Regions from separate parts of the Mus musculus genome. Here region 2 is linked to region 1. A link is a loop called in an ENCODE intact Hi-C map of the cell type or tissue named here. Cell type or tissue: heart. All regions are shown on one strand. Links, peaks and the distances in the headings refer to the core of each region. The heading gives the core; the rest is flanking DNA. Region 1 overlaps Adamtsl3 (ADAMTS-like 3). Region 2 overlaps Adamtsl3 (ADAMTS-like 3).

Region 1 (15,823 bases), core at 6,334-8,833:
CTGAAGACCCATCTATAACCACTCCTGGGCATAAACCTGAAAGACATCCCATCATACCACAAGGGCATGTGCTCCACCATGCTCATAGCAGCTTTTTTTGTAATAGTCAAAAACTAGAAACAACCCAGATTTTCCTCAACCAAAGAATGGATACAGAAAATGTGGCTCCTTTACACAATGGAATACTACTCAGCTATTAAAAACAAGGATATCATTATTTTTCAGGCAAATGGGTAAAACTAGAAAATATCATCCTGAATGTGGTAACCCAAACCCAAAAGGATATGCATGCTATGCACTCACTGATAAGTGGATATTAGCCATAAAGTACAGAATATTCATGATATACCCCACAGACCCAATGAAGTTAAACCAGAAGGAAGGCCTAAGGGAGAATGTTTGAATCACACTTAGAAGGGGAAAAATAGTCATAGGAGGCAGAGGGAGGGAACTGGGTGGGAAATGGGAGTGGGAAGGAAATTGGGAAGCAGGATCAGGTGTTGGGAGAGACAGGAGAGAGGCCCAGAGGGCCTGGAGAAGGAAAGGAAATCTGTAGTTGCCTGGGTGGGGAGTAGATGGTGGAAAGGTGGGAGGGGAGAATCTCCATGACACCTAGAGACCTGGGGTAGGGGAGGCTCCCAGGAGTTAATATGCCTAACAGTGGGGGTGTGAAACCTGAAGAGGACACCTCCTGTAGCCAGGCAGAACTCCCAGTGGAAGGATAGGGACACAAACCCATCCACAAAGTTTTCAAACCAAAACAGTATCCTGGCTAAAAGAAATACAGAGGTGGAGCAGAGACAGAAGGAAAGGCCAAACAATAACCATCCCATCCCATGGGCAAGCACCAGTCCCTGACTGATACTCTGTTAGGCTTGCACATAGGAGCCTAGCATAACTGTCCTCTGAGAGGAGTCGAGACAGCCACAGACCGAAATAGATGCAGATACCCACAGCCAAACATTAGACTTATGGAAGTGATGAGGGGAAGGACTGAAGGCCCTGAAGGAAATGAGGGAACGTTGACCAACAGAGTCAACAATCCTCAATCCCTAGGAGAGCTCAGGGTCTGGCCACCAACCACGGGACATGCACGGGCAGGAACACCGGAAGGAGCAGCTCTGACTTCCCGCCCGCCTTGTCTGGCCTCAGTGGAAGAGGATGCCCAATCTGGCAAAGGCTTGATGTGCAAGAGGCGGGGTAGCCAGGGGCCCCCACCCTCTCAGAGGAGAAGGGGGTCTGGGGGAGGGGGTCTGGGGGAGGGACTCTGTGAGGGAGGGTCCAGGAGGGGCAGCAGCATTCGGGATGTTAAATTAATTCATTAGTTAATTTAATTCAAAAAAAACTGACCTGGAAATAAAAACAAAATCTAAAGTAATACACAGTTCTATCCAAGTGAGATATAAGATGATATGTAGTTTTATGGATAATAAAATAATAAATTATAAAATAATAGCACCGATGCCAAAATGGGGCTTCTAAGAGAAAGCATGAATGGTTTAACATTTGAACCAGATGAAGAGGAGACACAGCAAGCTTTGCTACACTCTACACCTTGATAAACTCAAATCATGAAATGATTATCTTCCATCAGGTAAGAGAACTTCAGAAGATTCTACAACAAACTTCACATAAAGGTTGCATATGAGAGAGCTTTGCCCCAAAATGACAGGCATTAGAAAGGGGGGCTGCTGTCTTCATTTCTGCTCAACGTTGTAACACAGGTCCCCATATAGTGCAAGATAAGAAGAAAACACAAAGTGACAGGAAAGAAAACTACAACAGCCATTATACAGATACCCCAACTATGTGTGGACACTTCAAAATGTAGACACAAATGGCTAGCAGGGCAGTGTAACTCTAGGGGGAGCATAATCAGGTATGAAAGCCTATTTGATTTTCACTCAATAGATATGAGTATACAGAAAATGGGGAAAGAGATATTATAAAAACATTCAAAAACAAACACTGGAGGTGAGTCTAATACATGACATGTAAGACACACATGTGGGAATTACAAACACTGAGAGTAATTTTAATTATCCAAACAAATGTGTGGAAACTTATAGATTAGCAGGGATGGTACTGGGAAACTTCTGATTTCCCTGATTAACAGATTCAAAGAGTTCTGTCTGTTTGTTTGGAAAAATATCACCTGAGTTTATTTACTTATATTCAATCTTAAAATTTATTCTAGAGACTTTCATACATGAATACCATGCATTTTAGGCCATGTCCACCTTACTCCCTACCTCCAACTCCTCTGAGAAGTTTTATTAAAACTGACAAGCTGACTTTAAGATTGACAGAGAAGTGCAGAATCCAGGAGAGTGAGGATCCTCTTTAAGAACACAGCTAAAAGCCCTCGGCAAGGTGAAGACGTTACTTTAACACAGCAGTAGATAAACCACAAGGGTACTTGATTAGGCGGGCTCCTGCCAATGGGGTGGCCATGTGGAAAGCAATACTAACTGAACTTCACAACATATACACAACTAAGGGCAGGTGAAAGATGAAACAAGCACAGAAGTGTGCCCACAACTTGGATGAGGCAAACATTTCTTGTCCAGGACACTGACAGAACCACGGGCATTCCATACCACAGGCAATAAAGATGGACATGCCACATTTCAAATGGGCAATAGAGATGGCATGCCGCACTGCAAACAGTTGGTAAGTATGGATCTCCCACATTGCAAGCAGACAGTAAAAAAGGCTAAGCCACACTGCAAACAGATGAGAAACTTTCTATATGAAAACTGACAGTGGAGAAAACTTGAAGTGAATCTAGAAACTCAAGATGCAACATCAAAGTAAACCCAGAGAAGAAAAGGAAACAAAGGTAAAAACATATATGAACAGAAAGAAAAGTGAAACTAAGAAAAAAATAATCCACACAACTAAAATTTAGTATTTAGACATGTCAGAGACATTTTTAGGGTGATTAGAAACAAAACCCCCAAAACAAGACAATAAACCAATAAATAACCCTCTCCTCTCCTCCCCTCCCCTCCCCTCCCCCTCCCCTCCCCTCCCCTCCCCTCCCCTCCCCTCCTCTATCCTGTTTTTGAGAGGTCTTATTCTATCTATAGCCCAGACTCCCCTGGAACTTACGCTATGGTCCAAGTCAGTCTCGAATTAACAATCCTCCTACCTCCTCCTTTTAAGTAGTAGGATTGCAGTAGGCTCATGCACACTTAAAAAATCCAGTTCTAGTAGCCTCCAAGAGATGCCAAGGGCTGCCAGGAACCGCACTATTTTTTTCCATAGCCTGTTACTCTTCAACTCTCCAAGAAAACAGTTTGTGCTTCTTCCTCAGTCTACCGACTTACGACTCTTTTGGCAAGGTCATTCACTCATATCTGATACCCTGCATCCCGTTTCAGGAGAAGATGAATATAGGACAGAAGGACACCTCTCCATCTGCCTCCCTTTAATCTGCTCCTCATAAACTGCTTTTCTCCTTAATCCAGAAACTCTTCCCATCCATAGGGGTGAGAAGATCGCCCCAAGAAATATACCAGGTATCACTTACTGCCAACTGGGCCCAAGGACAAAACTAACAAGCACTGTATATGCAAATGCACTTGATGCTGCCACCTTCCTTGTTCACAGTCATATGCCCGCTTCCATTCTAAGTAGCTAGATCTGCCTAACCCGTGGCACTGAAGGAGAAGCAGATTAACATGCCTAAGATGAACTTTGTGCAACACTGTTAGTTTCTTGATTTTGTTTTGGCTATTGTTGTAACTAGCAGAGAAGGTTAGTCTTGTATCTTGAGAAGCATTGTAATAATAATAATAAAAGAATGCTCTTGGGGATACGGTTCCCTGGGGTTTCCATTCCAATCCTCTGCCTCACTGCACTTCAAACTGAAAGCGTGAACCTACCGGGGAGAAAATATTAGCCAGTCTCTTAGGTGTCTGTGGAACTCAGGAGCTCTTGGGGCTGAGACTCAAAAGGCTATGGTGGCAGCTGAAAGGTAGACACAGAAGGGTGAGGAGGTCGAGGTTATTCATAGCTACATAGCAAACCTGAGAACACCCCCAGGTACAAAAAGCAAAAGAAACAAGCAAAGAGTGGACAAAAAGCATGCCCCTTCACTTAAGAAGTTCAAATGGGGGTAAAGCGATGGATCAGCAGGCAAGTGGCAAGTGGCAAGCCTGGAGGCCTGAGTTCTCTCCCTGGGACTCACAGGTAGAAGGAAAGAAATAACCCCTGCACATTGTCCTTGGGCCTCCCCTTGCCCTATGGCACACACATGTAACCACCATGCCCTCTCTTCACAGACAATAAATACATTAAAGTGTAATAAAGATAAAAAAGAAACTCAAGTGACCCCATGAATTTATCACTAAGTCAAAAAATACCAACTTGATAAACTGTGATTATTAAAACCTACTTCATATGTCAAAGAGAAACAATAAAAATGAACAATGTTTCATTGTAGACATACACTTCATTTAAAAAAATTGTTTTAGTAATAAGCTTTGACAAAACTCTATTAAGTAAACTAGATCCTATAAATTACCCAGTCCATCTGTTTTCCAACAACAAGTGTGAGGTTTGGGTACATGCTGCAGATATAGGTTAAGGTGCCTGGGAAGGGATATACATGCTGCAGATATAGGTTAAGGTGCCTGGGAAGGGATATACATGCTGCAGATATAGGTTAAGGTGCCTGGGAAGGGCTATACATGCTGCAGATATAGGTTAAGGTGCCTGGGAAGGGATATACATGCTGCAGATATAAGTTAAGGTACCTGGGAAGGGCTATACATGCTGCAGATATAGGTTAAGGTGCCTGGGAAGGGATATACATGCTGCAGATATAGGTTAAGGTGCCTGGGAAGGGATATACATGCTGCAGATATAGGTTAAGGTGCCTGGGAAGGGATATACATGCTGCAGATATAGGTTAAGGTACCTGGGAAGGGCTATACATGCTGCAGATATAGGTTAAGGTGCCTGGGAAGGTATATACATGCTGCAGATATAGGTTAAGGTGCCTGGGAGGGGATATACATGCTTCAGATATAGGTTAAGGTACCTGGGAGGGGATATACATGCTGCAGATATAGGTTAAGGTACCTGGGAAGTGATATACATGCTGCAGATATAGGTTAAGGTACCTGGGAAGGGATGCAGAAGAAATCTGCAAATGCCACAGAAAAGACTTGGACATTAGTGGAGCTGAGTGCCTTTATGATCAGCAGCAAACACTCAAGAGGGGATGGTGGGGTAGACGTTTTCTAGACATTGTCCAAAGCACCGTGAACTGAGACTCAGGGCTCTACCTGGGCTCTGTCTGAGACTGAACACTTCATGAGCTGATGTCTTGTTCTGATGTGGCAGTCCCAGGTTGGTGCTGATGGAGGCAGCCACCCAAATGAACATTTTCATTTTGAGGTTCTACATGGGAAATATAGTAAAAGTCCTTTTCCCACCATTGGTTCTCCTTGTCATCTGCTTGTTATCACAATCTCCCTGTCCACCCCTCCCATCTGACCCTCTGTAAAACTCCTTCCTACACCCATAGAGGCATAGGGAACAGGCTCTGCACAGCTCACATCTAAGCCTAACCTGCAGAAGATGTGTTCTCATCATTCCACAGAGGAAGAGCTATGGTCTTTGGCTCTGATGCTGAAATGCTCTGAGAATTAAATCCATTTAGAACCATCTCTCTCCATCAATCCTAACTATAAAGACAAAAGCTCAAAGTAAACTAACAAAAATTAATAACAATAACCTTTAGCAGTCATGGTTCTAATGTTAATGCGTTCTCTCTGTACTTCTGTCGACAATAGCCTGGCCACTCGCTCACCTGAACAAGTCCCCAGGGGCAGACATGACCTCTGACAACTTCAACAATCAAGTACATAGAGAATGACAAGGGAGCAAGGTTCAGGATCACTTACAGCAGTGTGTCCCATGCTTTTTAGGGAAATAAACTCAAGTTCAGCTACTGACTTGGCCACTTTGAAATAATTTCTAAAATTATTAATATAAAACATTCATAGTTGTGTATATTTACATATATTACTTAGCTATGAGTTTTGATATCAATGAGAAGATTTTCAAGCAGATTTATTTGACACTTGTCTATTTACTCCTCTGTGTGTGTGCGTGTGTGTGTGTGTGTGTGTGTGTGTGTGTGTGTGTGTGCACTCGTTCCACAGCACTTGTGTGAAGATCAAAGGAGATGGCAGGTTCCAAAGATTGGATTCAGGTTGTCAGGCTTGGTAGCAAGCAAGCACCTGCCCAGCCATCTTACTAGCCCCAGATTTACTAATTTGGGGGAAAAAAATCTCACTGTATAGCCAAGGCTTGCCTCAAATTTGCTATCTTCCTGCCTCAGTTGCCTGATTACAGAAATGAATTAGCACTCTCTGCTTGAAATGCATGAAGAAATGGCCCTCAGGGGCCACATTACAGGAGCATGTCAGATTCTCACAAAGCTCTACCTTTATGATCAGCAGAAAACACTCAAGAGGGGACGGGATTTGGATGGAGGGCAGTGAAGAAAAACTGAAATTCCTTTCCTGTCACCACTATTTCGGATTGACTTGTGTCCCATAAGAAACAACACTGGGGCCTTGCAGTGCTGACATATGCCTTTAACTCCAGCACTCAGGAGACAGGGGCAGGGGCAGGGGCAGGGGCAGGGGTAGAGGCAGAGACACAAGGCACAGGCACAGGCAGAGGCACAGGCAGGTTGATCTCTGTGAGTTTGAGGCCAGTCTCATCTACAGAGCAAGTTCTAGGACAGCCAGAGCTACAACAGAGAAACCCTGTCTTGAAAAACAACAACAAATAAATAAAATAGAAACAAACAAAGAAAAAGAAACTACACTAAAGCCCTAGCCTGCAGAACATCAGAATATGGTCTGACTTGGACACAGGGTCTGTGCAAATGTCATGTTGCTGAGATGAAAGTAATTGGCTGGGCCCTGGCCCAATATGCTTGTGTTCTTATGGAAATAGGGTTGGCTACAGAGGCAGACATGAACGAAGGGAAGATAATAGGAATTCTTTAGCTATGATAAAGGAGGAGAGAGGGACGCAAAGCAGGTCCTCCCTCACAGCCCTCAGACAGAGCCAATCCCGCTAACACCTTAGTTTTGCATATTAAGCCTCCAGAATGATAAGAGAGTCCCTCTCTTTCCCGCACATTCTATCTCTGCGTACTCTGTTAATACAACCTCTGGAACCCTAGGCAGGTCCTGACTCTAAGCCACTCCCCAACTCTCATCCCTCATCCCTGCCTCCTGCCTGTGTTCCTAAAGCACTTGGGAATTTGTGGCTTTCACTTCTGCTGCCCCCGTGTGGTGAGACCATGGTATGTTCTCTAGCAGAAAGGAATCCAGGCAGTCAGAGGAGCTAGCATAATTCTCTAGCAAGACTCTGGGAAGAGGGCATACAAACTATCAGAGCTGGGTCAGGGAAACCTGAAGACAGGTTGCATGCTTGAAAGCTAGGGGAAAGCAACCAGAAAACATACGCCCACGGGAGCATAAAGTATCTAAACTGAATGAAAGTGACTGCCTCAACAACCGGTTGTAGAGGGAAAACATCAGGCCACAAAGAAGACAAATGTGCCTTTCTCTCCGTATGTCTCCCAGAGAGGTTTCTACCACAGAAACACGTATCTTCATTAAAGTAGTTAAATTTTATTTCATAAGGTAATCTCAGTGAAATATACTCCGACTCGATAGTCCTAAACATTTATGCACAGAGGTCAAGATGCCAAGGGTAGGTAAATTCCCTCTGAGTGAGCTCAGCTTATAGCTCAGCAGTTCTCAACCTGTGTGTTGTGACCCCTTTCACAGGGTTGCCTGAGACCATCAGAAAACACAGACATTTACATTACAATTCATAACAGTGTAAAAGTATAATTACAAAGTAGGAATGAGAAAACTTTTATGGTGGGGCGTCGCCATGTATTAAGGGGTCACAGCATTAGGAAGGTTGAGAGCGATTGCCCTGGCTCACCAGTCAGCAATTGCCTGAAACAGCAGTGATTTGGTCAAGAGTCTCTACTGTGCCTGGTGGCCAGGTACACATATTGCAGGAGCAAAATCCTCATACTCCAGGGTAAACCACCCTATTGCAACAGAGATGGGGCAGGAGCCACCATGAGAAACTATTATTCAGGAGAACAAGATTATAGAGTGAGAAGAAGCCCACGGAAAGAAAAAAGGCAAGGCTTCCTGGACCAACCTAGCTATGAAGAAAAAGTTTCTTAAAGAGTAGAAAACAGATTTTTTTCTGTAAGAATGTAAGAATACAGTAGTTTCCAACATTTCCCTTACCAAAAGCCCTGCTCTTTATAAAAGCTATGACATAAATGATGAAGACAAGCACAGCCCAGTATCCCCATAACTGTGCTGGCAGTAGCATAGAGTAGGTGGCCCCTGGGCCCTGCTGCCACAGAGCTCAGTCTTAGGTGGAAGCCATCTTTATTCCAGATGTCCTCTGTGGAGAGCGACTAGAGGGGTGTAGGGACATGGGGGAGGGGTAGTCATCAGTCACCCCACATAGCATTACCCCTCCCTCTAAGCAAAGGAGTGTTGCTTGATTGTGTAGTGATCCCAGAAAAGACGGTTGTAAGCAGAATCCTTCACCTCAAGCCACAGCACAGCTGGGCAACACTACAATGTTCTGAACCAGAATTGGAAGAAAAAAAGAAATAACCGATGGAAAAGAATATTTCCTAGAAACACACATAATCTGGACAAGCTCCTGAGTCAGAGAGAAACAACCCCAGAGTCACTCTTGCTTCATTTCAAGTGTCTCCAACTTTGCCAGATTCTCTTCTACCGAGCACACCGCAGCCACAGAGGAACACGGCTGTAGGCATGGAAATGACACTCTGTTTATACACAGTTAGTTGTGTGTAACGCCCTCTTTGATAAATATGTTTTTAAACAACCCCTTCAGTCTCCAGAGCCTGAAAGCTTTCCAGACACTGAAGCTGAAGTCCAGAGCTGTTTATTTATTCAGTCTGAGAGAGCCAGGATTCAGAGGCAGGAGACAGGGGATTGCTAAATCAGAGTGTGTGTGGGGGGGGTATGTTGTCATGACAGTCTACTAAAAGGTGAGTGCATATTTGGGTAAGAAGGTTGGAAATAATCTTTATTTGTGCAAATGATATGTGAATACATAGTATTAAAATTATTTTAAGAATCATATATTATAAATGAACCTAAGGCCACTTCCCAAAACACATGTCTCCTCTGCAATGGTGACTGTGGTTTCCCTCTCTGACATACTCTCCAGTAATGCACACACACACACACACACACACACACACACACACACACACAGACAACTCACAGAACTGGTTTGTTGGCTGGGAAGACAGCTCAGTTGGTAGAGTGCTTGCCATGTATGGACCCGAGTCTGAAATCCAGTGACTGAATTTAAAGCAAAACTGGGGCTACTGGCACACACTTGTGATTCCAGCCCCCCCACCCCCGAGACAAGACAGGAGAATCTCAAGATTCACAGGACAGTCAGCCTAGCCTAATCAATGAGTCCTGGGTTGCAATGAGAGACTGTCTTCAAAACACAAAGACAGTTCCTAAGGAGTAATGGCTGACATGGACTTCTGGCTGCCACAAGCCTGAGCACACATGTGGACCCACCAAGCACACATGAGCACACACGTGTACCCACACACTAAGAAATCCACAGTTTCCGAGTGTGCATGATCTGGTTCAGAGAAGCAACAGGATCTCTTCAAGTTCTAGTCATGCCGATACTGTAACCAATATCTTGGAATACTAATCTTTGTAGGTCGCTTCTCCAGGCAATCCCATACTTACCCATATTATACCTATACTGATTAAAGGAGATTACAGGTATTCTTAGCAATTAAAAGGAGGAAATACAGAGTCCATGTGTATGAGAGAGAATCACACAGAAACCCTGCAAGGGAAACATAGAAATCACTCTATAATAACAGACCAAAGAGCTAAGTATATTTCCTTCTGGATCCCACACAGAACTCAGAGAAGCCTATGGAAGCCAGGCAGATGGCAGACACCAGGAGCAGCACGAACAGCAGCAGATGCCTGTTCCTTTAATGCAACGTGAGGGTGGCAACTGGAGAAGGTGTGGGCTACGGCAAACCAGAGAGTGATGTCAACCTCCTTGGCATAGAGCAGGCCAGCTACTTGTCGAATCGCGTCCATTTTTACAGCAGAAAAAAAAAAACCACAACAAGTAATATTTTTATATTTTAAAAAGTCTCTTCAGCACTGATCACTGTAGATTCGTTTCTGTTCCTGCTGCTGTGATGAAACGTGGGCAAAGGTGACTTAAGGGAGGAAGGGTTTGCTTTGACTCACACTTCCAGAGTGCCACCTGTCTGTCATAGCTGTCACAGTGGGCAAGACATGGAGGCTGCAGCTTCACGAAGCTTGCTCGCATCACATTCGCAGCCAGGAAGCAGAGGGGTGAAGGAATGCGCCTGTCTGCTCAGCTCACTCCCCAATGCACACAGTCCAGGACCCCAGGCAAGGAACACCTTGGGTGGGTAGGTCAGTCCTCCTACCTCAGTTAACATAATCAATGCAACCTCACATAGGCCAGCCCAGGAGCCCACCACCAAGTGATTCTGTCAATTAGCACTAACCAATCACACACTAGTTAAAAGCCTTGCCTGGTCACACTGCAGGCTGAAGTTGGACCCGAGGGATTCAGATGAGCTCACAGATTTAGTCAAAGTGCCCCATGTCTCTCTGGTAGCAAGTACAACCAATGTCTCAATAGAGCATTCCTTGTCAATTTAATATGTTAAACACATATTAAATAAAAACACATAAAAAATAGTTGGTTTTATTTTTAAGGTTTCAGGGGTCTTTTGTGATGCTTAATATGGAAAAGCTCTAAAACCATCCCAGAGGAAAGCCTCTGGATGTGTTTGTGAAGGAGTGTCTAGTCTGGGTTGACCCATCTGGATGTCAGCCTCTCTGGGTCCTGACTCTCTCTCTACTTCCTGACTGCAGAGGTGGCCAGCTACAACATGCTCCCACCACCATGGTTTGGCCACCATGATAGGCTAGACCCTTCATCTGTGAGCCAAAGCAAAGCCTTCCTTCTCCCCTCCCTTACATTCCTCTGTGTCCGGGATTTTGTTGTTATAGCAACCAGAAGAGTAATGAGCATCATTTTCCTTCATAAAGGTATAATTGACTGTCAAGGTAATTTTCATTCTTCTACTATATTCTGAATGATTTTTCTGGAAATGGAGGGAAGACTCTCACTGAATGATCTTTCTTTTTTTTTTTTTCATTCCTTGTTCATTTTCTTCTATATCTACACTTCGTTCCTTTGTACAAGGAAAGATGGCTCAACTCTACCTAGAGAGAGAAGCAGGCTCAGGGCTCAGGAAGAAACAGTTTGAGCAGATGCTAGTGCAGAGATTGTCATCACCTGTGACCCTGATTTTGAATCAGCGGCTGCAGTACAACACACTGGCAGGGCTGAGGATGGGAGGGACAGCTCCTGTCAAAGGAAGTCAAAGAATAGCCCTCTGTCCTCTCCTTTTCTTCCCCAGGATGGCATGCTTAGCTAATCCCCATCTCCACCAACCTCCATATGGACTTAAACTGAGCATGGCACGTGGGGGTGATGAATATGAAGTTATCTCCCCCTGGAAGAATGAAAATTAATTCTTAATTCTTAGAGACTCTACTTGAGAGAGGGGAACAGTTTTTGGGAATGGCCTGTTCAGATGGAAACCCAGGAAGACCCACTGTGTTTCCCTTGCTATGCCTAAACAGGATGCTCCGAAGACGGTCCATCTACCTTGAAGATGAAATCAGCCATCAGGGGTCCCGCAATCTTGAAGGTTTGTCTGTCCGCACCCTTCTGAAACTCAATCGTCGTGTTTTCTACAGTGAAAACCCCAGGACTGTTGAAGCTGTGCTCTCCTCTGCTTCCTTGAAGTGTTTTGGACTCAATAACTGAAAATTTGAAAATAAAATGTAAATATGGGAACTACCCTAAAGACATTTGATTTAAAACGATACAATGGCTAAGTGCAGCATCACTAGGTACAAATACAACAGATATAGTGCTGTCTCCTCACCTGATGGACACTGATTGATATTGGCAGAGCAGACATGTGAGGCTTTGCAGTGCTAACAAGAGCTTTTGCTCCAAATCTACTTAAGTTCTCAGAACCATTTCCAATACAGAATAAAGAGGAATATTTTCTTAGTTTATGCTTTTTCATGATGTACCTAATATCACAGACTGAGTGAAGCTAAGTCTTTTATTACCCATTCAGAAGAAAGAATCTCAATTTTGATTTAAAATTTTATTTTTTTTTAAGTAGGTATAAATTCACAGAAATTAGCACAGAGACGCCCTATGCAGTCTTCTCTTATCTTGTCCATGGGCTGTGAATCTACGGCACCAGAGCCAACCGGGAATTGATGCTAAGATGTGTATTTTATTAAAGCAACTGTTGCTTTGCCACGATGCCGAAGAATAACTTTCCACATTTCCCAGGACCTCAGCAAGGAGTGTGTGGGAATCTAGAGAGTGGTCTGGAGCAAAGGAAAACCAGTTGCCAAGACATTCATCCACTAAGTCACAGGGTAGAGTTTATTTCCATTGGTTTGATTTGGGTACCTGGAAGAGCTACAGAAGCGAATGCTTTAGTTCTGAGTTCCCATGAGTCCTCTGTGGCATCTAAAGCAGGTAGCTGGTGGGAGACCCCAAGCATCTATGATCATCCCACCACTATTAAGGAAGTGAATATGCATCTGTGTTCTATTGTCTACTGCCCAAGTAGTTTCTCCCCTCCTGCCTTCTTAGTGAGGAGAGAGAAGTGAGCAAGTAGGACCAGTAGCCTCTCACAGTGGAAAGTGCCATTATGACCCAATGCCTTCTTCTATACCCATATCTTTGTAACCTGTTTATAATTATACACTTGCATGCAGGAGTCCATGAAATTAGAGAACATCAGCTCCCTTGGAACTGGAGTTACAGGTGAGTGAGAGATGCAGTGAGGGTGCTAAACTGAATTCAGGCCTTCTGAAAGAATACCTGTGGACCCATCTCTCCAGCCCCTGAAAGGGCAACTTTAAATATTTTAATGTGTACTTAAGAAAAAAAGGTGGCTTTAAAGATAATGAATGCTGTGGCTGTCTCTGACAAAAGAATTTACACTGTCGCTCCTTTGGAAAGAGGCAAACCCAGGTGAACGAGAGATTTGTTTAGAACAGAGTTTCTCATCCTGTGTGTTGCAACCCCTTTGGGGGTCAAATGATCTTTTCACGAGGTTCACCTAAAACCACCAAAAACCTCAGATATTTACATTATGATTCATAACAGTATAAAAAACTTCATAACACAATTACAGTTATAAAATAGCAATGAAAAAATGTCATGGTTGGGGGTCACCACAATATGGGGGACTGTATCAAAAGGTGGCAGCATTAGGAAGATTGAGACCCACTGTTTTGACTGTGGAGGTTAGGAAAACATTCTTAGGTGGCTGTGCATGAGAACTTACAGCTAGCCCTTACACTAAATGTGTGCCCACAGCAAATGCATGTCGGTTAGCTGCTGGTACCTGCTCGGCATTGCTTTCCTTGGGCTATTATGTATAGTGCCATAGGTCTAGTCGAGCTCAGAAGACAGAACATGGAAGAAAATTGTATCTTGGCAGTTGGTGGAGGTTCTAGCCTATGACAAATTGCCCTTTTAGGTTATGGTTATTAGAACTTTATGGTTATTAATAATTTTATTATTATTAGAGTTTACTAATACTTTGAATTTTAAAGATTTTTTAAGGTGTGTGTCCACTACGTGAATACAGTTCTCACAGTGGCAAGAGGAGGGCAGTGGATATATGTATGCCCTGGAGCTGGACTTACATGTAGACGTGAGCCACCATGTGGGTGATCGGAACCAAACTTCCCGTGCAAAAGCAGTCAGTACTCTTGAACACTGAGCCATCTTTCCAGGATTTTACTATTTTTTAAAATTACATTTACTTATTTGTGTGTGTGTGTGTGCCACCACATTAGTGGTAGCTCTTTTGTCCTATCACATAGCTCTGGGGGATTGAACTCAGGTAGCCAGACCTGGCAGCAAGTGCCTTCAGCTGCCGAGTCACCTCACCAGCTGAGCCAAACTTAGTTAAAGCCATAGTTTTGCTATAATTACATTTGCTATAATTACAAAAACAATTACACTGCTTTTGCAGGGACTTTCTTATTGCTTCCATTTGGGGAGGAACGCATGACTGGAAAATCTAGGGCTGTGTGTTCCCTATAGTAATGTGGCTAGGATTAGAACATATTAGAAATTCAGGATCTAAAGAGCTCTAGGCAGATTGTGAGATGGACATTCTATAATTAAATTCCGTCCCACAACAAAGGGACTTGAAACTAATAGCACCAAGCATTCTCAGTTTTCAATCCTGCAGCCACTTGGAAGGTTACAGTTAATATGGACCTTTAAAGCGTGATTTAATAGTGAAAAATAAGCTTGATTTCAGAAATAAAGCTTTTTATAAAAAATGGTTACATAAAACAAGAAAACAAAACCCCTTCTATACTGTAAAATTCAGACATGTAAACTAAATCCTTTGCAAGGCAGCCAGTAGAGAAGGGTGGTTTTTCAGAAAGGCTTCCAGAGCCGCCTGTGGGGCTGTTCAGAGAGGAAAAACTCCAAGCAATAGATCTGTCACTTGGAGAAGTGGGGGAACTTCTGAACTCTGAACTCCAGAAGAGTGCCAGTTTCCAACCCAAAGCCAGGCTTCATCCACCAGCACACGCTCGTGAAAGTGAGGCTTCCCCAGGGCACTGCCTGTACTTATTCTGTTTACTGCTTGTGTGTTCTGTTTTTATAACTTAAAAAGTCCCTTAAATCTGGACATGGTGGCTGACACTGGCAAACCCAGGCCTCAGGACACTGAGGCAGGAAGTTTAGCACAAGTTCAAAGCCAGTCTCAGGTACATGATGAGTTCCAGGACCACAGAGCAAGACCTTATCTCAAAACAACACTACAGCCTTCCAAAACTGAACTTGGGGAACCACCTTCAGTTTCGTTAGGGCAACACATTAAACCAATTGTTCTGGGCCAGTCTGGGCTATGTGAGACTGTCTCAAAATAATCCCTCAAACCATGCATTTTACATAAATAAATAATAAACAATTGTTAATTTCTAGCTAACATGTAGAGCCCACCCAGTTTCTTTCTTTATGGTCTGTTTGCCAGGAAATAATCCATCTATTTTTCATCTCTGTAGCTGTCTTTGTCTAGGTATTTCAGGTAACATGGGGCTTTTTGTAGCTGGCATCTTTCACTGGGTCAATATTTTCAAGGATCATCCACAATGTAGCACCCATCAGAATTCCTTCCCTTTTTTTTTGTTTTTGTTTTTTTGTTTTTTTTTTTTGTTTGTTTGTTTTTTTGTTTTTCGAAACAGGGTTTCTCTGTGTAGCCCTGGCTGTCCTGGAACTCACTTTGTAGACCAGGCTGGCCTTGAACTCAGAAATCTGCCTGCCTCTGCCTCCTGAGTGCTGGGATTAAAGGCATGCGTCAATAGTATCCCACATGTCCTGATTATGTTATTGTTAGTTTAACTATTGATAGATATCGCTGCTATTTTCATTTGAAGGCTAGCGGGAATAATGGATAAAGGATATGTATATATATTTATATAAATTTATATAAATATACTTATATATTTATATAAATAAAGGATATTTAGCATTTTCCCTATTTGTTATTTATTGATGTAACTATATATGAAGTAAGGAGATTCTTTTGAGACAGAGTCTCACATAACCCAAC
Region 2 (15,823 bases), core at 7,431-9,930, 110 kb before region 1:
AAGGGCCAGGATTTCTCAGCTTGACAACTTCTCTTCAGAATTATAAAACTGGGGAAAAAAAGAAAAATATTAAAAAAAAAACTTTAAAGAAAAAAATACTTTAAAATACTTTAAAGCTGTGATGGTGCAATCCGTTAGGGTTTGCTGAAGAGCCAAAGGTAGGAGTATCACAAGTCAAGGCTAGTCTGGGCTACAACATGGGGCTGAAGAGGTGGCTTGGTGGTTAAGAGCACTTCTTGCTCTTGTGTAAGAACTGGGTTTGGCTTCCAGCACCTATATGGCTGCTCATAATGGCCTTTAATTCCAGAAACAGGGCCTCCAATGCCCTCTTCTAGCCTCCATAGGCACAACCACACATGTGGTACAAATACATACATGCAAGCAAACGTGAACAAATACATACAAGTAAACATTCTCACACAGAAAAGTAAGTCTTATAAATCCTCCTAAACAACAAATGCATAATTTTTAAGCTTTGAAAAAAAATTAAAGGTAAAAATATTGAAAGAAAAAAATCTTACCTATAGAGGGGTAAAGATAAGAATTACACTTAACATTTCTTCAGAAACCATGCAGGCAAGAAGCAAAATTTTATGCAAGAAGAAATAGACAATCTGAATAAGCCAATCTCTTTAAAAGGTTGAGAAAAAGTGAACAACTTCAAAAGCAGAGAGCAGTAGACACAGGTCAATTCCACTAAAAAGTAAAGGAGGAGATTATTCCAATTCTACACAGTCTTTCTCAAAGGCTGGGACACTTTCAAACACTTTTGGTAATATGCATCTACTCACTTTAAGAAGCTAGCATCTTCCTAAGACTAAAACCAGACAAATAATACAGGAAAACCACACATCAGGACTCCTCAGGAAAACAAACACAAAAATCCTCAACAAAATATTAAAAAGAGAATCCAACAACTTATATAATAATCAAATACTATGAATAAGTAGAATTTATTCCAGCTTATAAGACTGGTTTAGCATTTAAATTTTTACCAATTTATAACAACTCATATATGAAAATTTCAAAAGAAATTTAATTAAAAATTTATATCACTTCAGCTATTCACATATGAAATGTTACTAGTGTGAAATATTTTAATTACATTGCTATTGAGATTAAATAGCTGAATTAACTTTTAGCTTTTTAAGTTATAAGCAACTACAGTGCTGCTGAATAAGATTGCAAATTTTGGGAGCTGTAGAGATGATGGCTCTCTAAGATTAATTCTTTTTTCCCCCAGAGGACCCAAGTTTGGTTCCAAAGGTCTGTGTCTGGTGCCCTGTGATAGCCTAAAACTCCAGCTTCAAAGAGTTATGATACCTTTGGCCTCCAAATGCACCCATATGAACACACACACACACACACACACACACACACACACACACACACACACACTTAAAAGCAACAAAAAAGATTCTTTAATTTATTATTATTATATCTTCATATTAGTATGTTTTAAAGTAAGGGGTAAATTTTTAGTTATATGATTCCTGTGAGAAAGTAACAGCTCTCTCTTTCCTGTCAATTTTATTTAATACATAAACAATAGATTTAAGTAAAATATAGTTTGTTTCTTTGGCAAAAAAAAAAAAAAAAATCTATGCCATAAACAGACCAAAACAATCACCCGATGAGACCAACTTATCCTGAGATAAAATTCAACATTTATTATGATAAAGACTCTCAGCAATAGAGAAAAACATTCTTTAGCTGCATAGGCTATACACAAGAACCGTTTAGCTAATATCATGCCTAATGATGAAAAACTTGCAACATTCCCACTAGATTAGGATCAAGTCAAGGATTTCTCTCCAAACCTATTTTTAACAGACTAGAGGCCTAGGCTAACGAAGTAAGGCAAGAAAAGCAGTCAGAAGCACATGGGCATGAAAGGAACTGAACTCTGTTCATTCATGACACAAAATTTATGTAAAACAATTTCCCCAAACCAAACAACACTTTCTAGAATGAATAAGTAATTATAATGTGGCCTACACAGTTAACATATAAAAGTCAACTACTAACCTGTGAATGTAGCTTTACAGTAGAGTGCTTGCCTGGCTCTGAGTTTAATCTCCAGAACTTCTGGAGGGAAATGTTTATTTCCTACGTGCCAACAGGAAGCAGGTGCCATTTGAATTTTAAAAACAACTCTATTTACATTATAATCATTCAAGATTAAGTAACATAAGTTGAAAAATATGTGTTCAAGATCTATGGAAGAAAGCCTACAGATTTCTGATAAAAGAACATTTAAATAGATGCTCTCCATTAACTGATAGGAGGACCCATTATTATCAAGATGACAATTTTCTACTTAATCTGTAGCTTCAAAATAGTCTCCATCAAAATCTTAGCAGTTTACTTTATGGATTGTAGGAGATGTTAAGTTCGTGTGCTCACAGATAAGCGTTAGGGAAACCAGGAATTTTGATGCAGGGTTGTCTCTAGGAAAAGATGTGATTAATAGCTTGGTGACCTCTATGCCACCTGTATGACCAGGCCACACCTGGCTCCCTAAGACTCTTACGTTTATCTCAGCCAGTCTGTAGTGTATCTTCCCCAGATCCTTCGCTTGAGAATTGTTTACATGGAGTCTGCTTTCTCCGTTAATCTAGAGGGCATCTTTCTGAGAGATGTCTTGTGTACTTTACAAATGGGAGCAGATGTGGTTTATAGGGTGACCTTTCCGCTGTCTGTACAACTGAGGCCACACCAGATTCTTCCTCAGTCCTTTAGCATGTCATATGCAGTCAATCTATAGAACCTATCTTTATGAAAGAGGTCGCATGCATTTTACAAAGAGTATCAATAATGTCTTGAGCTTTGTTGTACACTTTTTTTGAATTATCACCCGGAAACCTTTTTCTAAATTGTACTGTGCTTAAGTATGCCTGAAATAAATGATCTGGTGTCAGACTCTTGAAAACATCTGCTACTGAGTCATGATGAGCTGGACCTCATGACAGCTTGCCTCACATGGATAAGATCAATACTGCTCACCATGGTGTTTGCAGAGCACACCCCTGCAATGGATACTGAAAAAAAATGATTTGAACATTACCATGGAGAAGTCAAAGACCCTTACTGGTCAGAACAACATTAAGGGAGAAGAACAAAATCGGTGGACTGACACTGACCAACCTCAAGAGTTATCAAAAGGATAACAAACAATGTGGCACTGATACAAGAACAGACAATAGATCCACGAAACAGAATACTGGACGCAGACATAGCCCCACATGGAAGCATCCAGTGATCTTCTAAAAATGATCAGAACTAGTTAGTACTGGGCATGGAATGCCTGGACATACACATGCACGAAACAAAGACACACACACAAGAGCCATCCTTCACAAAATTAAAGTGGGAAAAATAGAGTTAAAAGAAGAGAGATTTTTAGTATAATAAAATGGACACATGTTCTATATTTGCCAAGATCCATAAAATGTGCAGTGCCAAAACAAACCCTAATAGAAACTACAGAATTTACAGAAAATACAGAAAAGGGATAATGCTAACAGGGGACATTCTGTTTTGAGACAAGGCATGTACTAAAATCTGTGCTTTCTGCTCTCTGTAGATGTTGCATCTACATCTGTGCCTGTGGGTTATCTATCCCAGGCATCTACTTAATTTTGCTATTGTCAAAATAGTTTTCAAAGTATGATTCACAAACACATAAAGAATTGAGACGTGGAATCAGTGAGTTTCTGTGATTGCTCCTTCTGTAACACATACAAAGGACAATCTGGGATATCAACTCAATTAAGGGAGCTATGAAGCTAACAAGGGGACAGGTGAGAAGACAGCTCCAATGTTTAGCAAAAGCACAACACAGAGAAGCCACCAAGGATTCTATTTGATACTAAAGGTGAATTTATTTTTGAATTAAGGATCATCAAAGGGAAACATTATCTCTCATGTTATAAAAAAAAAACAGTAGTAAAATACAGTACACAGGAATGCCATTTGAATGTTAACAAAATGAGAGTATGATAACAACTGAAAATAGGTTATTTTTTAATGTTAAATACAAAGGTGAAGCAGTTTAATAAGAAATTTTGTTAGTATGAAAAATATATGTCCCATGTCTTTATTATGTACTGTACAAAATAAAATATTGCACCTTGGAGTCATAGAATAAATATATACAAGGAGTATTTTACAAATGATCTTTGTTTTAATTTAATAAGTCCAACAATCGTATGTGATTGCTGACTAACAACTCAAGGGCTGGTGTGCTTCTTCCTGTCCCTGTCTGTTCCAGACCACCAAACCCTCCACCTACAGTAGTGTTCATCCCAGTGTCGGTGAGGCTGAAGTTGGAATGTGAGAGAGACCTGTGCTCAGAAGATGGCAGAGAGGCTCAGCAAGCCTCTCTACAAACAAACCCAAAGCCACAATGTGCCGTTCACATGTTGATCAGGAGGTAGGTCCAACACAACCTGCCTCAGGAAAGGTTGTGTGCCAGGAGGCCGTGGGTGCTATGTGTGCAAGCAGCCGGGACACCGAGTAAAGAAACAGGACCACTTATTTGGGGTTGTGCAGCATCTAAAGCTACAACTGGTAAAATATCATGGAAAGGTCCCCATAGCCAAATCAGTTGTAGGAGGTGAACTTGGATGCTAGCCTGACCCTTCCCAAGGAGCAAAAGTTTACTCCAATGTCACGAACAGCAGCCTTGGATGTAGAGGCCCAACCCTAAACGGTAGCCCTTAACTTTAAAGGCAGCCCTGGTCTTAGCCCTAATGTACCTTCCTTTCTCACCTAACCGAATCCTAGTGCTAGTCCAAGATGAATTCAGCCCTTCTTTCCCAAAGCACAACCCAAATCCCAGCTCTAATTCCTAACCCCCAAATTGTTATTTCACCATAATTCTAATGGACTTTGGACTTATCTACAAAAATCGGCTCAAATGAAAATAATCATTTACCATAAACAATTCTTTCAACTATTACATTTTCTTATTTAGATTAATCTCTTATATACTTTCTAAAATAAAAATCCCCAGGAATATTACTGTATGCATAAATTACATCTAATAAGGCTTGGATCTCTGTGTGCAATAGTGCTTAGATAAAGTTTCATTCACAGCTCTTAAAAGAAAGCTTTGAATATACTTCAACATCAGTAGAAAAGGTTAGCTTTTCCTCTTCTTTGATTTCCAAGATGCCTTATTTGGCCACAGATAGGCTTCCGTAGTTATGAAAGTGGCAGCTGTACCTACTGTGTTTTCTTCCATAGATGCTTTAAGAGTGAAGACAATGTTATCTGTGGAGAATCCTTGGCTCGGTTGGTGTTATAAGCTGTCCAGTGAGGTTGTCTCCTCTTCACATAATAAACATAAGGATCTATAGATATGCCTTTAGTGCCAACATTTGAAAGGCTACTGGCCAAAACCTTTAAAACATAAATACTGCATAAATGTGTTGAAACTCTACAACTTGAGCGAAGTCCTCAGTTGCAGACTTCAGGATGTACCATTCTTCGCTGGTTTACAAAGCACAGCAGGTGATGATGTGTTTGTGATGAGGTCCCGAGAGCAACACATTGCTGTTGATGCATTTGTGTTAGTCCTAAACTATATCCTTTATAGGAACTGGAATGAAAAAAAAAAAAAAAAAAACAACCGCTGGAAAAGTTAACCTTATAAAATTGTATCGGGTACTGTTTCTGCATTAACCTCCACTTGATCATCGTGTCTAGAGACTTTAAGAGTACGTGGTTTTGAACCAGGGATACTGGGAAAAGAGCCTCTTTAGCTTTAGCTTCTCAGCACAGCAGCATCACAACCTTGCCAAAGCTTTACCCTTCTTGACATGACTGGCAGCACCTTTGTCTGTAGACGGCCAGAGAGCACAGGTTAAGGTGCTTTACGAACATACAGTAGTGAGTTGTGTCCGTGCAGTTTCCTGAAAGAACAAAGAGAGAAAAGAATCCATAGCATGGGTTCATTAGAGCGTGAGCAAGTAAAGAGGCATGCCTGGGGCTCCTGCTCTGCACTAATGTTAGGCACACAGTGGGCTTACTTCTCCACAGGGCCAGTGGCTTCCTGTGACACCCTGAGCACTCCTGTGGTCACAGGTCCTCTCACCCACGTGACTTCTCTCAGTGCTGAGGGCAGAGGTTACTTTTTGTAGGGTCATGGGCTCCTCGGAAAATTTATGAATGTCTCATACTTATCCCATGCAAGAGTAACAGGAAGTTACATTCACTATGTAATGTTAGGACATTTGTTCACCTATATGAGCACCATTGGCTTGCTCTTAGCAGAGGAGACTGCAAAGGAAAATGTGTGTGGAATGGCTGCTACTACTTTAAGAATCAATGCTGCAGCCCACAACCCCTCCCCTGGACAAGGAAGGCACATTAGTGTCCCGGTTTTGACCAGGCTTCTTGGGAACTGGTGATACCTGAGAGGGGTACGTACTATCACAGGAAGGCCCGAGACAGTGCCTCCAGGCAGCTGGTTTCACCTGCACACAGTATCTGTCCGCCACAATTTTGCAGCTCCCTGTGTGAATGCAGTCGACTTTGCGAGACTGGAAGCCCCTGCCACAGACTGCTGTACAGGGCTTCCAGGGGCCCACACGCCAACATGCTTCACATGGCCCCAAGGTGCAGTTCCTTCCAAAGGCAGGTCTGAAATGAAAAGAAATAAATATGTGTGTGTGTGTGTGTGTGTGTGTGTGTGTGTGTGTGCAAAATGGGAGAAGATGCCACTGTTTTCTGGCATTGATCAAGCCCTTTCTCCTTCTCTGAATTTAATGTACTAAAGGCGTCCTTAGAAAACTGATTTGTACTGTTCATAGCTGGCTAAGCAGAGTAGTGGGGCAATCTGACCATAATAAAGATAATTAGATACTTCAGAATACAGACTGTTCCCTGCATTAGATATGCTAGGAAGGCTCTGGAAATTGACAGAGACATTTGATTAAAAATGAAGAGCTACTAGAAAATAGTCAACAAACACTTATCTAAGGCTTAGAGTGTCAACCACATGGGTATAAAACAGAAGAAATGGATGAAATGAAGTTGAAGCCCGCAAAGAGGACCAGCAAGTCGCAGAGCTGCCACGTGTGAGGCAGGAAGAGAGCAATGCTCTGTGAGATACCAGTGGTGAGTGCTTGCATGCAGGTGTATGCAGGGAAAATCAATGGGGTGTGAAATCAACGCAAAGGATTCCTGACCACCAGGGAAGGCTTTGGTCTTCCACTGATGGCCAGCACAAGTTCTATGCATCTTAGTGTGTTCTATCTAGAACCGAGGCCTGAACTGGGCATGGGGGAGGGGAGCATGCCTGTTAACTCCAGCTACTTGGGATTCTGAAGTAGGAGGACTCAGAGGTCAAGTTCTACCTCAGCCACAGAAAGCACAAAGGGCCTAGGTTCAATTCCCAACAGTGGTATACACACACACACACACACACACACACACACACACACACACACATTTAACCCCTGCTTCTATGCCATACAGTTTAGAGTAATAGTGACATCATTGTCCAATACCTGAGGCTGAGCATACCCTCACCTCAAAACATGACAAAAAAAAAAACAAAAACAAAAACAAAACACAAAACCCACAAACCACAGCCAACAAGCTGCATGCTCCCAGGGACTTCCAATTTCAAATTAATGCATAACCCAAGAGTGGACTCTCCTGGCAATCTAGAGCCGATGAGTTTAGGCAAACGAGAGTTACTACTATGATAAGTCACTTGAACATCGTTCACAAGCCTTATGTTGCTGTTACTAAGCCCTGAAAATACTGCACTATGAACAAGAATGCATATGCCAGCAACCTCACCTGCCCAATGGTGTGTGGTCAGAGTTACATCCAGGCCATGTGTAGATTTGTAACCAGTGAGTACAGAGACCAAATCTATTTGGAAAGTGGAGTCTAAAACACAAAGAAACTAGTGGTTGCTGATGTTTGGAAAGATCATGACCTCAGAGGACAGCATCTCAGCAGATCCACTTTTAGGGATTTTTTTTTCCTGTTCCCTAGGACATATTGCCATGGAAGGTATATGCAGAAGGTAGGAGACAGTCTCTGTTCCCAAAGATGACTGGGAAAGGGTCCTAAAGTGAAGTGATTCAGTAGTTGCCTTTCTCTTTGAAATCTGGAAGATGTGGAACAGGCATGAAACTTGTATAATAGTGTCTGCCACATAGACCAGAGAGGTGGAAGGCTGTTTTTAAAAAAGTCAAGAACAAAGCCAAATACAAAAAGCTGCAGAGCTGAGAGAACAAGCCAATGACTTCCCATTCTCCAGATATCGTCCTGCTGGATCTGCTCAAAGCCTATTGGACACTCTGGTCATTACTGTAACTAATTTTACAGTTTATTCAGCATCTCTTCTAAGGGATATTGAAATATCATTGAAAGGGCAAGTAAATGGAGAAACTTGTGACAACCTTACTCATGAAGAAGAGTGTTATACAAAGTGGAAGCGATGCTTGGATTTGCCAGTAGGCGGAGACACCATCAAAGGGTTTAACTAGGAAACAATGCTCTACCAAACTGGTTATACATTTTAAAAGAGGAGCCAGGGAGGATTGTCCTGCTAATTTCTTTTGTTTTCCCCAGTGGGTATAAATCTTAATTCCCAAAAGTTGAGTCACTTTGACCAACAGTGAAGACTGAATACTCTCTAGCCTTCTCCTGCTGCAATGGTCAGATATCTAAAAAACAAACAAACAAACAAACAAACAAAAACAAACAAACAAACAAAAAACCCAATTGAACACACATTCAAAGAATAAAATTAACAGGGTAGTAAACAGAGGATATAAAAGTGTTAGGTGATCCATCTTATTAATAAGTCTTTGCTCTCTCTGCAGAAATTCTTCAAAGTTGGCTTCTGTTGTCTCCAATCTAAAGAGACGTAAGTAATTCAAGAGTTTCCTCTTGGTTGAAGGCAAGTCCTTTCTAAATACAAAGGATGAGAGGTCCAGGGTGCTGTTAAAGCAACAGGAGGCCAGGACTTCTCACTGGCTGAAAAAGATGCAGAGGGGCATCTATTTTGAGAGCAGGGACAAAATGGCTTGGAATGGGGACATCCAAGTCAAATGGAGATTGTACAAATAACACTTAATACAGTTGGGTCTCATGTGTTTACCAATGTATGATGGCAGTAGGAATCCTGAAGTGACTAATCTACTCATTTGCCTCCATCTCTCACTCTATCCCTGCTTCAAATAATCCTTGTGCCACCAGGAAGATCAATTCTAACGGCTGTCAATGGTGCCCAAGCCTGGCTATTTATCAGAAATAGACACAAGAGGACAAAGATCTAGGCCTTCCCAGGATTTTCTGACTCCTAGACAAGGCTGGAAATAAAAAACAAGGTTATAAAGCTTCAGAGAAACTCTCCTCAGCAGCTCTCTCTACTAACCAACTTAATTCCCTATTCACAAACCACCAGACACACGAGGCAAAGTAACATCGTAACTCGAAAAACAGCAGGTTATAATATAGGTCAGACAATCTGTCAGATAAAACCATACAAGTAAAAGGCACATGACACCTCACACACAAGCACAGCCCTTGGAAATTTCCATATATGATTCAAATCAAATCTATTCTTCCATTTTACTTCCATATCCTTTGTGTAAGATCCAAACTGATTAGAGTCAGAACCTCCATGCCTCCTTTTCCTTCTTTTATATTTTCTGCTTCTTGCTTTTGCTGATTGCTGATTTTAATTGAACTTGTAAGGTTTATCCAAGGACCATAAGGATTTAATATATAATAAATATAATAATATAATAATTTAATATATCATATATTCAATATATATGAGAGAAAGGAAGGGAGAGACAGAGGGGGAGAGAAGGAAACAGAGAGAAAGAGAGAGAGAGAGAGAGAGAGAGAGAGAGAGAGAGAGAGAAAAGAGAGAGAATGCAATGAAGAAGGAGAAAGTGAGTTGAGCACATAGCCCACATTAAAGGTTTTGGTGAGCCTTCATCAGTAGTAGTTGACTAGGTTTGCATGTGGACCACTCCCTTGATATGTAGCATGGAGACTGGGCTGGTAAAAGGCAGGATGAAGAGAGGGAGACCAACATGATTTCTGTGCTGCTAGACCACATAAGAGGTGATGGTGCTTTGGTCAGGGTGATGGTGGGTGAAATGAAAAATAAAAGGAAGGTGGATTCAAGAAAGGGACCACAAGGGATCAAAATGTATATAAAATGTTACAGAAAACAACTCTATAACACTGACTGAAAATTGAAAGATTAAGAACCTATCAATGCCAACGAGAATGGAGATAATTCTCATATTGTATACATAGTTTGATGGTAACTTGGAAATATCTAAATGGACACACGTATGAATTCACTTTGATTTCTAAATGTCTACTACATAACAATGTAACTCTCTGAGCATAAAGACATACATTCTACGAAGTTTACTGCAACATCTGTTTGTAAAAGCAAAAAATTGAAGCAATATACCACCAAAGAAACAGCGGAATATTAAATATCATGCTTAAATAGAATAAAGTCAAGATGTGCTAAGATACAACATGTTTATAATCTATTCTTAAATATAAAATCAGGTTTCAGAAAAATATGTATATTATGTTCAAATAAAAGGCTCCATCCATATAAGCATTTGTGTTGTAAAGATAGTCTTTATGACTGCAAAGGAAAACATCTGGGATGGTGCACATCTGTGTGTGGTCTCTATCTTTGCAGTAAAGCAGGAAACTAAGTTGTCTGTTGAGAATGAGGGCAGCTGCTCCAAACATTTTCCATTTGAGAATGGTTCTGGCTTGAAATCACCTTGTGGGAATAGGAAATATTGCTGAATCTACATTGCCAAACCTTACTGAAGGCTCAGAACAGTAACCAAGCCAACAGTCAAGGTCATTCCACTTCCTTCAGCAGGATTCTGTGTGGGGGGCATTAAGAAAGAATCAGATACAGGGTGTCCTTTATGACCAGGACGGCTCAGGGACTGACTCTAGGCTCGCTAATTGTAATTTAAGTTGAAGTTTGCATGGATGATAATATTCCACGTGCAGACTGAGACACTTAGGTATTCGAAGGTCACACAATAAAGAATGATGGAATGAAAGTTTCCTTGTGTTGAATAACTTGCAAGTTCCCTCACACTTGCTGATGGCTGAGATGTTATTACCTAAGGTAGTAGAGCCAGCTAGCAGAGGGATGCTGGCCATCCAGATACTCTCCTGAGTCAAGCTCAAATCTACCACCTGTCCATTCAGATTTTCATGCAAAAGAAAAAACAAACATCCCCTTTGAAAACTAAAATGTTTATTTTTATTCTCTGCTATATCATTATGCTAATATCCAAATCAACACAGCTTCTAATAGGAATAAATCATTCTTATTTATATAAGTTATAAATATATATTATACAATATATTTATAATATAATATATATTTATATAAATTATAAGTATATCCTACATAATATATTCAAAATATATATTTATATATAAGAATATACATATGTAAATAAATATATATTTTTTAAAATCTATTTTGGGTGCTACATTTTCCCCCTTTAGAGTATTTATTGGCCATATTTCAGTATAATGTATACTATTGAGAATGGCACTAAATAAATCATAATTGAATAGGAATTTTCAATTATGTCAGAAACAAAGAATAATTCCATTTCAGGCAGTTTTGTCCCCTGGAGGTTCCAGGGGAGGTGCATGCTGCGCTGGGGTGGGGTCAGTACCTCCTTCCGTCCTCACAGTCAGAGCTGGAGCTGTTGTGGGAACAAGCAGTGTGGTGGTGCTGCATCCTCGTGGCATGGCCCATGCAACGTCCAGGACACTAGAACAGAAGGAAGCACAGAACAGTGTCTCAAGTGCCCTGAGTGCTCAGGCTCACTGTGTGTACTGAGACCTGGGCTGAGGTGGACCAGCCAAGGACAAGCTCCAGGGACCAGCTGTGAGTTAGAAGAAGTGGATCATAGCTCTGCAGACAGACCTACGCTTCTCCCCAATTCTTTAATCCCCTGAAGCTCAGGAAGAAGGGAGAAGGGTGGGATCAACTCTGAATTATTAGGCTTAAGTATGGAAATGGATATATTTAAACCAAGAAGTGAAGGCCAAGTTTGGTTTTTTTCTGCTCTGAGCAAAGGTGGAGGTACCTGTGCTAAGGCACGTTCAGCTACAGGAGAAGCAATTCAAGTCTGATTTGCAGCCCTTGAAGTTTTGCATAGCCATAATGCCTATTCATTTTCCTCATAATCATATTATGCATGGAAAAGACTTTTACATTTTTATTACTGTACAAGGAGCTCCCCAGCCAGGGCAGAAGTGTGTGGAGTACGTTCTAAGTGAATTCTGATTTTGCCTACTACTTTTACCTTTCTTAACCCATTTCATATAATCTTTTAATCTCATAGCTGTAGTTCATTGGGCTTTAATTCACTGGCCATGTAATTATTAATCATTTAAAACACACATTGTAATGGCTTTCAGGTTTGCCACACTATAGCCAAGTTTGGAACATTATCATCATCTCTCACAGAAACCCAACAGCCCTCTGCAGTCACCCCTCCATTCCCAGTCCTGGGCAGCCACAAAGCTGCCTTTTGTTTGACTGATTTGCCTACACTAGACACAACGGTGGAGTTCTCTTCCATTATTTGTCCCAAGACTCTCAAGGTCTGTGCACGGTGTAGAATGTGGCAGTCCCACATTCCTTTTCATGGTATTTGTTGTACTAACATGCCAGAGCTCAGGTACCTCTGCGCTTGCTTCATCATGTTGGCGGTAGTGTTACTGTTGCCTGTGCTGTTTCCACTGTTTGGTTATCATGAGTAGTTAGGTCATCACATTCATCGGTAAATGTCCGTGTGGTGTTTTCACTGCTCTTGGATACACACCTAGCAAGGAAGCTGCTGGGTCCTCCTCAGTCATGTTCAACTCCCCAGGAACCTGTGGGTTGTTTTGCAATGGGACTGCACCACTGCACCCCACCTACAGTCCTGCAGGATCCACTTATGCATTTTCTTGTTAAACTATCTGTTTTTAGGCCAGTGCTGCAAAAACTACTGTAAAATGGCACATCGTTATGGCTTAAGTTGATTTCTTTAATAACTAACAATGAGCATCTTTTGATGTCCTCCTTGGCCATCTATTGCCTTTGTCAATAGATGGCTATTTAAACCCCTCATTCATGCTTTAATTAGATTGTGTGTGTGTGTTAACTATTGAGTGGTGGCTTTTAAGATGTATTTTAGATATAAGTTCCTTTCTAGAGATGTGTCATTTAATTGTTTTTCCTACCCTATGTATCTGTTAGTGTCTTAGTGGTAACCCATTGTAGCATAGATGGTTTAGTTTTGATATGATTCAAGTTATTCATTCTTGTTTTGCCTATGTAGTTGGTGTTGTATGTAAAATATCATTTCCTACAGTGTGAAGAATCATGTCTATTCCTCCCCCCCCCTACATTTTATAGCATTGACTCTTAAATGCCCTTGATGAATTTTGTGATGTTGGTATTACCTGTAAGCAGAGAGCATGGCTTCATGTCTTTTTGTGAGTTCACAGCTACACTGCAGCATTTGTTAAAGGGGATTGTTTCCTGTGGTTACTGGTGACACCAACCACTGACAGGAACAACTTAAGGAAAGTCCTTTGTTGTATATATTATGTATATATGTTTTTTGTTTTATTTGTTTTAATGGGATTTCTGAGTGTGTGAACAAGTTTCTGAGACTGTATCTATTTCTTGTGTCTTTACTTGGGCTCTGTTCCTTCTGTTTGTCTGTTTCGTCCTATTCCAATATGTTAGTTTCTGTTTTATCATATTATATTTTATGTATTACAGTACTATACCCTAGAAGCATTTTAATTCCTAATGAGAGACAGAAATGAGTTGGATCCGGATGGGAGGGGAGGTGGCAAGGAACTTGAAAGAATACAGGGAGAGGAAACTGTAATTAGGATATATTATATGAGGACAAAAATCTATTTTCAATAAAAGGGAAAAACTGTGGCCCATTACCATTTTTAAGGTATACAATACAGCGCTGTTAGGTATAAATATTTATTAGCATTGTGGCTCATCAGAACATATTTATCTTATAAAACTTTGTACTCTTTAAAATCACCTCCTATCCCCTAGTCACTCAGCTACTTAAAAGTTCTACTCACTGCTTATGAAGTTGATTAGATTCACATATAAGTCTTTGTCTTCTGGCCCGGATTACCTTATATGATACAGCCCATCAAACTCATCCATGTGATATAAGCATATTATATCTCTCATTTGAATACTGAACAAATACTTTAAGTTAAGCATTCTAATAACAATTTTACATTTAAAGTTCATTAGCAACAAATTGCTGATTATAGATAACACAGCCAACCATAAGGTTACCTGGTTTCCTGGGTCGATGGCCTGTTGAACACATGGACGAATGGAACATGGTTTTCTCCCTAGAGGCCTGTCTTTAGGAGCACATGCCCTTGGGGACACCACCTGCACAGTCCCATTGGCTTTTGTCTGCTTGCATGTCACTTGCCGACTGTGAAATCCTTCACCACAAGACGCGGAGCACTCTGACCACATGCTTGTAAACCACCTAGGAACAAAAACTGTAGGACCTTAGTCAAGACTGTCACGAAAAGGCTGATGTGTTGATCCCAACACTATGGTGATGTCAGGGCTGATATGTTGATCCTAACACTATGGTGGTATCAGGGAGTCACATGTCTCCCCAGGACAGGGCAGCATAGGCGACTCCCAGTCGTTGTCCTCCCCTCTCCCCAGGGACAGCAGTGTCACTAGGTAGAAAGAACCAATATAATGATGAGTGTGCCACCTGCAAGATTTAGTGCAGAGTTATCACTGTGAACCCCAAAAGGTTAGGTTCCCTGTGGACTCTGTCATAAGACTTAGGCTTTCTGAAGGATGACTCTTAGTGTGACATGTTCCATTTAGAAATGACAGTAGTTACTAAAAGATATGGCATCTAATAGTCCTGCAGCACCAACAGGCCTTAAGAACAAGCCACAAAGCAGCTGTGACAGAGCCTGGCACAGTGACTCTGTTCCTCACTCTCTTTTGAGACACGGGCAGCCACCTGCTGTGTAGACTTTGGTATAGAAAATGGAACCATGTAATAGGAAGATTCTCCTATTTTATCAGTGTGTGTGTGTGTGTGTGTGTGTGTGTGTGTGTGTGTGTGTGTGTAGCACTGTCGGGGATTGAACCTAGGGTCTTTGCATATGTGTGCATGCTATAAGAGCATGTTGGATCTCCAGGCTGTGAGGCCATGGATGGAGGTACTGGACACTGAGATGAGGTTCTCTGTAAGAGCAACAAGTCTCTTCATTGCTGAGTCGGATCTCCAGCTCCCAACTCTCCATTTATTTCGTTTAAATCAGAAAATTAGGGCTGAAGTATCATGCTTGTCTCACAGATCTGAACTAAAAAATACAAAAATATCTCTGTTCATTTGTGTGTGTGTGCGTGCACGCGTGGGCGCGTGCATGCATGTGTGCATGAGTGTATATGTGAGTGTGTGTGTGTGTGTGTGTGTGTGTGTGTGTGTGTGGTGAGAGAGAGAGAGAGAGAGAGAGAGAGAGAGAGAGAGAGAGAGACTTGGTCAGTTTTCTACTAGGCTATGTGCTGCTGGGTCATTTCCTTACATTGACACTTTCTCTAAGTACAGCTACTGAACTGTTAAACAGTCCAAATTGCTGTCTTTTTTTTTTTTTAAGTTTCTATATTCTTTGATGGTCTGGGTGTTTTGCTTGCATGTATGTCTGTTTACCATGTGTGTGCATGATGCATTCAGAGGCCGGAAGAGGG

The links. Hi-C counts contacts between places; a loop is a spot of excess contacts. Peaks named below come from ENCODE experiments on the same cell type or tissue, not always from the same donor. Only the 100,000 strongest peaks of a DNase experiment are listed, where the experiment ranks them.
Region 2: it touches region 1 in a loop (3-fold over the local background); 6 of 42 quality-filtered maps call a loop at or near these places.

Annotation. Positions count from the first base shown.
Region 1 is chr7:82,495,747-82,511,569 of GRCm38, reverse strand. Adamtsl3 (ADAMTS-like 3) reads right to left here. Exons shown (of 30, transcript NM_001190374.1): 9 at 11,815-11,972. Among named protein-coding and RNA genes, the nearest start is that of Saxo2, 140 kb to the left of the region's middle. In heart, for the core only: a CTCF peak has its summit at 7,321 (motif pointing left); no DNase peak of the experiment used is centred there.
Region 2 is chr7:82,602,487-82,618,309 of GRCm38, reverse strand. It overlaps Adamtsl3 (ADAMTS-like 3), which reads right to left. Exons shown (of 30, transcript NM_001190374.1): 27 at 14,387-14,591; 28 at 11,727-11,824; 29 at 6,437-6,648; 30 at 3,862-5,918. The coding sequence ends at 5,812. Among named protein-coding and RNA genes, the nearest start is that of Saxo2, 38 kb to the left of the region's middle. In heart, for the core only: a CTCF peak has its summit at 8,489; no DNase peak of the experiment used is centred there.